Regions from separate parts of the Homo sapiens genome. Here region 1 is linked to region 2. A link is an interaction called in ENCODE POLR2A ChIA-PET data of the cell type or tissue named here. Cell type or tissue: OCI-LY7. All regions are shown on one strand.

Region 1 (4,000 bases), 230 kb after region 2:
GAAAATTAATCATGGTGGGATTATAAGTGGGTAGAGAAAAGACAAGAGAGGCAGGCGGGAGCCAGACACATGAAATATCTTGTAAGTCATGTTACAAATTTGGAGCTTATGGTAACAGCAATGGAAAGCTGCCAAAGTATGCTGAGCATACTCCCTGTTCGTCAGTGCACCTGAGAAGCCATTCGATAGCTAACTATCCTATATATACGGCATCTAGTGGCTAAATTGAGCTCTTTATTTTAATCTACTTGATTATTTTTTATTTGTTCTATGAAAACTTTTAAAGGTTTTCATTAATGGGATTTTAAGTAAGAACATGACATAATAATTTAAGTTTTAGAAGTTTTACTTTGACAACAACATGAATAAAAGATGAATGAGTAGCCAACTAAAGGAAAGAAGGTAAGAAAGGTAAATACGCAGGTTGGGGAAACAGTGGATGATCTTTTAGGAAGTAGAGTCGACAAGACTTAATTAAGTAGAAGGGAGGGATAGGGAGAAGACCAGAGTTAAGGATGAGTTTCTGGCTGGGACAACTGAATTCATGACAGGACCATTCTTCAAGGTGGAAAATACTAGAGAGTGAGCAGGTTTGCAGAGGCAGAAAGAGGTAAGCTCAGTTTTGAACATATCAAAATTGAGATACATTTTAAAGCAACAAGAGGACTTGTGAATGCCGAAAAGTTGACCTAGATATCAGGGAAAAGATCTTTGTTAGTCTCTGAGGACATCTCTCATATTAACAAAATGCAAGCTTGAGGGAACTATCCAAAAATAAAACTGTCCATTCAATTTCTACAATATCATAGCAAGGGAAAGCTATACTCTTAGTGTCTCTTAGAAAGCTACACTCTGGTAGAGCTAAGTGTTCTGTTCCTTGTGATGTCATTCTTTTAGCAGTGCCACACCCAGTACACCACAGGGTGGGAGGACACAAGAAAAGGGCAAAACTCAGCTGGGCTGTGAAGTCAGTGGGTGGACCTGGGCAGGGCACTCATGACTTCTGGAAAATAGCCTAAGTCTACCTAATTCCCAAGCACACAGTATATTAACAGTTCATGTGCCAGGACACCACAGCTTCCTGCCTTTAGCAGCAAGACTACACTCAGTACCAACACTTAGTATTAAATCTGCCTAAAGCCTTAGTAAAAATGGAGATAATAATAGTACCTGCTTCACAGAGTTCGTGAGCAGGAAGAGATAATGCATCATTAACACGAACCATAGTTCTTGACACACAGTCAACACTTAATAAATATTGGGTGATACTGGCAGTATCGATGGTAGTCATACTGATAACTCATAAGAATAATATGTTCTATTTCCCCCCATGGCACATGTTTACCTATGTAACAAACCTGCACATTCTGCAAATGTACCTCTGAACTTAAAATAAAAAAAAAAGTTCCTGAACCTCTTAAATCTTCAAATGTGTACTTTTCCAAAGAAAATTTAGTGCTGAGCATACTCCCTGTTCGTCAGTGCACCTGAGAAGCCATTCGATAGCTAACTATCCTATATATACGGCATCTAGTGACTAAATTGAGATCTTTATTTTAATCTACTTGTTTATTTTTATTTGTTCTATGAAAACTTTTAAAGGTTTTCATTAATTTTACCATTTAACACATTAATAAAATGTAGGTGAATTCTTAGTTTAACTTATAATTTAGCTCATCACCCTGAAACAAATTTCAATAAATTGAACAGATTATACTGAAAGAGAATATAGAAATAGAGGTTAAGAGACAGAAAATCATGTCTTATATGTACAAAGCTACCAGCCATACTGTCTTATTCATTTCAGTATCTCCAGTTTCATTTTTTGTTTTTTTGTTTTTTTTTTTTTTGAGACGGAGTCTCGCTCTGTCACCCGGGCTGGAGTGCAGTGGCGCCATCTTGGCTCACTGCAAGCTCCGCCTCCCGGGTTCACGCCATTCTCCTGCCTCAGCCTCCCGAGTAGCTGGGACTACAGGCGACTGCCACCACGCCCGGCTAAGTTTTTGTATTTTTAGTAGAGACGGGGTTTCACCATGTTAGCCAGGATGGTCTCGATCTTCTGACCTCGTGATCCGCCCACCTCGGCCTCCCAAAGTGCTGGGATTACAGGCGTGAGCCACCGCGCCCGGCCTCTCCAGTTTCTTAACACAGATCTCAATAAATATTTTTTGGAGGATTGAAGGGAGAGAAGTAGTATGAGATCTGGGGCTTTTAAGATCAAATGTCTATTGAGAGACTAAACTCCTTAGGAATCTCACCAGAAATAATATAACTAATATAATAGGAAGACTAAAATTATGCATAGGTGGCCTGACAATGTTTCTCAAAATGTAGTCCCCACATCAGCACCATCCATGTCACCTGGGAACTTGTTAGATATGCAAATTCTGAGGCCCCACCTAAGACCTATTGAATCAGAAACTGGGGATGGGGCTAAGCAGTCTGTCTTAAGCCCTACAGGTGATTCTGATGAACACTTAGGTTTGGAAACGTTTGAAAATGAAGGCACAAATACAGTCCATAGATACTATAAAGCCGCCAGGTGTTTAATATGGCAAAAACTAGGCAGATGTGTGCATTTGGTCAAAATAAAAACAGCTTTGCTCCCAGAATTCTACCTTTGCCTGGCATACTTCACACCATTTAACTGCAGGTTCTGTACAGGCATCTAAATTTTCACTTCTTGTTAATTGCCCAAGAAAGAAATCTGAAAAGAAATCTTGTTACAGAAAAAATTGAAGGGAAATTGAATTAATCTTTGAGCCCCTTGATAGCAGAGACTGATCTTGTTCATTATTGAACCCCCATTTTCTATGACAGTGCCTAGCACATAGTACTCAATACCTATTTGGTGAATAGATGAGGCAATCTCACATGTGGGAAGGGCTGACCAAGGTGGGCCCTCAAGATGTCTGAAAGGGGCCAGGGGGAGGGTATGTGAGGAAGACATGGTTTCAGTCCCAGTTCTAGCCCTTGCAGCTGTGTGACCTTGCAATAGTTATTTAATCTAAGTGTTATTTTCCTTATATGTACAATAGGGATGGTAACAGTTTCTATCCCATAGAGGTATTCTAAGGATTAAAAGGGAAAATACATATAAAGGACACAGCAGAGTACCTGGGAAATTGTCAATAAGTGTTAGTTCTTATGGTTATTGTGATCATTTTTGTGGTTTTTACAATGACACTACTGTGGAGGAGTCAATGCTTAAGACTAAGGCCCCTGTGTCAATTGCCATTATAAGGATTTGTGCCTACCCTATATGGCAACCTATTTTCCCTGGAAAGAAACACAGGAACGTGTCCTTTGTTGAAGTCCTTTCTAGAAGACAGAGAATTATGATTGGAAAATAAGGTAAATGCCCTGTTATTGTGTGGCTTGAATTTTAGGCAGGTTTTAGTTGGCTAACTAGATCAAATGTTTTATGTTAATAGATGGTTTTAGTTGGCTAACTAGATCAAATGTTTTATGTTAATAGATGGTTTTAGTTGGCTAACTAGATCAAATGTTTTATGTTAATAGATAATACTGTCAAAATACTGATTCTTCCACTTTTTATAATAGTTCCAGTCCTCAACTCTCATGATAGAAAGAAAAATAGAAAAGAAAGGAGGGAGGGAAAAAATAAAGTCTTCCAGAAAGTCTATCTTACAAGGTAAGTCCAATTTTCAATAATTATGTTGGAAGAACGCTTAACAGCTTAATTTTGGATCTCTTGATATAGCTTCATATAATCTTCATACAAATCTAATCAGAGATGTGAAGCTCTGATTGTTGAAATTATTAAAATACATAATTATTTGCTGAAATTAAATATAGGGAATTCCTTAAGGAGCCTTTCCACCATTTTTCTCTTCCTTTGAGATAATTATCTGTGCAATACTAGATATTAAATGGTTACATACTCACTGCACTTCTGCCCTGAATCTAGGTTGGAAGAACGTTTACTTGCCTTGCATAGGAAATTTCTCAATGTCTATATTTACTGCAGGTTGGCTTG
Region 2 (4,000 bases):
TGAAAATAATTTTATCCATTTGTCGATTTTAAAAAGCTACAATATTGAAGCATTTGTTTTAGTTATGATTCAGACCATTATTCTCAGAACCATACCTGTTGCTCGAGATCCATGTTTTCTTACTCCTGCTCCTCTGGCAGAGCTCTCCTCCTCTCCATTGCTTCTGCTCTGTAGACCATGATCCTCCTAGCCTATCTCCATAGCTTCTTAGGTGGTCTTGCTCTGTCTCTCCCACTCATCTTTCATCACACCACCAGAGTTACTTTCTTTGAAACAGGTCCGATCAAGCCATAAACTTCTAAAATAACTTAAAAGTTCCTGAATAGGAAAGCAGAGATTCCTTGGGCTAGCCTTCTAGCAGCTTGGGATTTGGCCTCCTGTTGCCCAGTGTTGGTTCCCATTTCATATCTCCACATGTCATCTTCACCAGGCCATGGGACTACATACACTCTCTGCCACCCTTCTGTGTTCTTGCTCATATTGCATCCTCACCTGCTACTCTTTTATCACACAAAGACTAAAATGCCTCCTCTTTCTCCCATTTAGCTAGAGTTTGTTATATTTCTTTACTATAGTCCTCTGCTTATCATCGCACTTGCTTCTTTCTTTACAGTATTGGATGAGCTAGTGGGAAAAGAACTGGGCAAGGATTTGAGCAATCCAGATTCCAATTCCTGCATTCCCTTAACCTCACTGTGTCTCAGCTTCCCCATTTGTAAATGAGAGATTAGGGATTAATTTTCTTTATTTAAAATATTTTCAACTCCATAGTTCTGATTTGAATCAGTCTGTCTATCCTAGCAGATGTAGCTTCTTGAGGAAGTCACAATATCTTAGAAATCTTCACATCATCTTTGGTGCCTACCTGTGCTTTGTACATAGAAAAACCTTAATAAATATATGTGCAGTGAAAAAAATTCATGAATGAATGAATAATTCCATATTTTCTTTATATAAAATACATCCAAATGTTTCATCATTATTTTTGTAGTTTAAGTAAAATATAACCTCCAATTCTGTATTTCTAGAGACAATATAATAAAAGGCAACTATTAATAGAACAAGTCATAGAGATTCAAGCTTTTCAACATTTATCTTTTCAAGCACCATGCAAACATACAAGATGCAAATTCATAGAGCGTGAAGAAACTAATTATATACTTGGTTGCTAGAAGGAACTCATTGAAGCTAAAAAAGAAACAAATTTAAGATAAACAGAGAAAAAGCTACCTAAAATAGCTAGTTGTAAACTGATAAAAATATTTTGAAAATCAGCATCTATCAAGCATTTTTTTTTTTTTTTTGAGACAGAGTCTCGCTCTGTTGCCCAGGCTGGAGTGCAGTGGTGTGATCTCGGCTCACTGCAAGCTCCGCCTCCTGGATTCATGCCATTCTCCTGCCTCAGCCTCCCAAGTAGCTGGGACTACAGGTGCCCGCCACCACGCCTGGCTAATTTTGTTTTTTTGTATTTTTAGTAGAGACGGGATTTCACCGTGTTAGCCAAGATGGTCTCAATTTCCTGACCTGGTGATCCACCTGCCTCGGCCTCCCAAAGTGCTGGGATTACAGGGGTGAGCCACCGCACCCGGCCCTATTGAGCTCTTTCTATGTGCCAAACACTGAACTAAGTTTTTTCTGTGTATTATTTTACTTTAATCCTTAAACTACTCTGTACAGTAGAATTAATTATCCTCCCTTGACACATAAGAACACCTATCCCCAGAGAAGGCACACAAATTGCTCAAGCTCACACAAAATATAAATAGCAGAGTCAAGATTTAAACAAGCCTGTCTACATCTAAGCCCATTCTCCTAACGACAGCACACAATTGCCTCCCCAGAGGTGATATAGCCTAGAAAATAACAGATTGTTTTAAATGTCTTAAAAAGACAAGTTATAGAATTAAAAATAGTTAAGTAGCTCATTTTATTGAAAGAAAAATGACCCATTTATACTAAATCAAGGAAAAAGGGTGGTTTGTTAAAAGGATTTACAAGGCCTGAAACAGGAACTGAAATTATGTCAGAAACTAAAGCAGCCCCGAGCGTTGACTGTTTTAAACTTTTTCTTTCGAAAAGCTACGTGGTCTCTTCCTCTCTCTCTCTCCTATTCATATGACAGCCCTTGCTTTCCCCTCACATCAGCTTTATTTTTCCAGCCTATCAACAATTCCATGGCATCATTTCACTTCTTCTTCACTGGAAAATGGTACGTTTTTTTCCTAAGTTCTAGATCAAATTACCAAGAAAAGTAATTAGATTTGTCCAGCTCATTTTGTTGCACAAGGACATGGATCACACTGTGTGTCTCCAGCACTCTGCTGGGAAGAGGATGCCCTGACCAAACATTAATACCTGGCTTTCCAGGCATATGCCTTTTTTCTCCCTTACCCCTGAGGTTACCTGCTCTCTACCACTCCACAATTCTTTTTTTTTTTCCTACAACCAAGTTTCTACAAAGAGTAGTGTAATTTTTTTGTCTCATCTTCCATTTCTCCTTATCTAGTAATTATACTTCCCATTTGTTCTTTAATCATTGATATCTGGATTATGCCCCCAGATGTCACAGAAAATGATCTTGTTTATGTTGTCAAAAATTATCTACCAGCAAAATCCAATTAGCAATGTTCAATCCTCTTAGTATTTGACTTCTTGGAGCCTCTAACATTGTTGACCACTCCTTTATTCTTAATCTCTCACTGTCTGTTTCTGTGGACCTATTATTTTCTTCCAGTTAATGTCATTTGTCCCTGGTTGCTCCTTTACAGGATTTCCTTCCTTTGCCTGTCTTCAAATGTTGGTGATCCCCACGTCTCAGTCATTTGCCCCATTTTCACTTTACCCACTCTCTATAGCGATTTTATCCTTGTCAGTGACTTCACCCAGAAGGCTGTTGACTTTTAAATATTCATCCCATCTCATGCAACTCCTCCTGAGTTCCAGCTGCATACTGGTAAAGCCCACTTGGATATTCTGCAAACATCTGAAACTATACCTTTATAAACCTAAACACATTATCTCATCCACACTAAATTTTCTCCAATTCCTCCTTGCATATTCCCCACCATAAAAACATCACCATCTTCCTCAATATGTCTAAGAAGGTTCTTCCTCTTCTTTATCCCTCACTTTCAATCAATCACTATACTGGTTAAGATTCTGATTACAATTAATAGAAACCAACTTAAGCTAAATGAGTGGAAAAAACGATCTGTCATAAAGGTACAATAATTCTTGCATAATCCAAGGACAAAAATGTACATGGGCCTTATGCATCAGAAACAGTTCAATGGAGTTTCTTCCTGTATGTATTAGTCAAGATTATCCAGAGAAACAGAATCAGTAGGAGATTAGATAGATAGATAGATAGATAGATAGATAGATAGATAGATAGATAGACAGATGATAGATAGATAGGGTAGAAATTGGCTTACAAAATTATGAAGGCTAAGAAGTTCTAATATGGAGGACCAGAAAAGCCAGTGGTATAATTCAGTCCAAGTCCAAAGACCTAAGAACCAGGGAGCTGATAGTATAACTCTTAGTCCAAGGCAAAGGGTCTAAGAACTGGGGTAAGGATAGTGGGTGCTGGTGTAAGTCCTGGAATCCAAAGGCAAGAACCAGGAGCTCTGATGTCTGAGGGCAAGAGAAGATGGATGTCCTAACTCAAGAAGAGAGAGAGCAAATTCATCCTTCCTCCTCCTTTTTGTTCTATTCAGGCCTTCAGGTGATTGCATGATGCCCACCTTCATTGGTAAGGGCAGATCTTTATCCAGTCTACTCATTCAAGTACTAATCTCTTCCAGAAACACCTTCAAAGACACACCCAGAAATGTTTTACCAGCTACCTGGGCATCCCTTTGTCCAGTCAAGTTGACACAAAATTAGCCATAACAAATTCATCCCTTGTCAACTTGGCATCCATAGGCATACCCTTACACCATATTTAATTTCTAAATAAAGACAATAATAAGGTCATAATTCCACCTAATACAATACA

The links. Peaks named below come from ENCODE experiments on the same cell type or tissue, not always from the same donor. Only the 100,000 strongest peaks of a DNase experiment are listed, where the experiment ranks them.
Region 1: POLR2A ChIA-PET joins it to region 2 with 5 read pairs; 2 of 35 experiments call an interaction of 5 or more read pairs at or near these places.

Annotation. Positions count from the first base shown.
Region 1 is chr1:173,248,628-173,252,627 of GRCh38, forward strand. The region is part of intron 2 of LOC100506023 (a long non-coding RNA gene); the gene reads right to left. It also overlaps a transcript of TNFSF4 not described here. Among named protein-coding and RNA genes, the nearest start is that of TNFSF4, 43 kb to the left of the region's middle. In OCI-LY7, no CTCF peak of the experiment used is centred here; no DNase peak of the experiment used is centred here.
Region 2 is chr1:173,018,538-173,022,537 of GRCh38, forward strand. No RefSeq gene overlaps it. Among named protein-coding and RNA genes, the nearest start is that of TNFSF18, 30 kb to the right of the region's middle. In OCI-LY7, no CTCF peak of the experiment used is centred here; a DNase peak (open chromatin) is centred at 2,044; H3K4me3 peaks cover 940 bases; H3K27ac peaks cover 2,346 bases.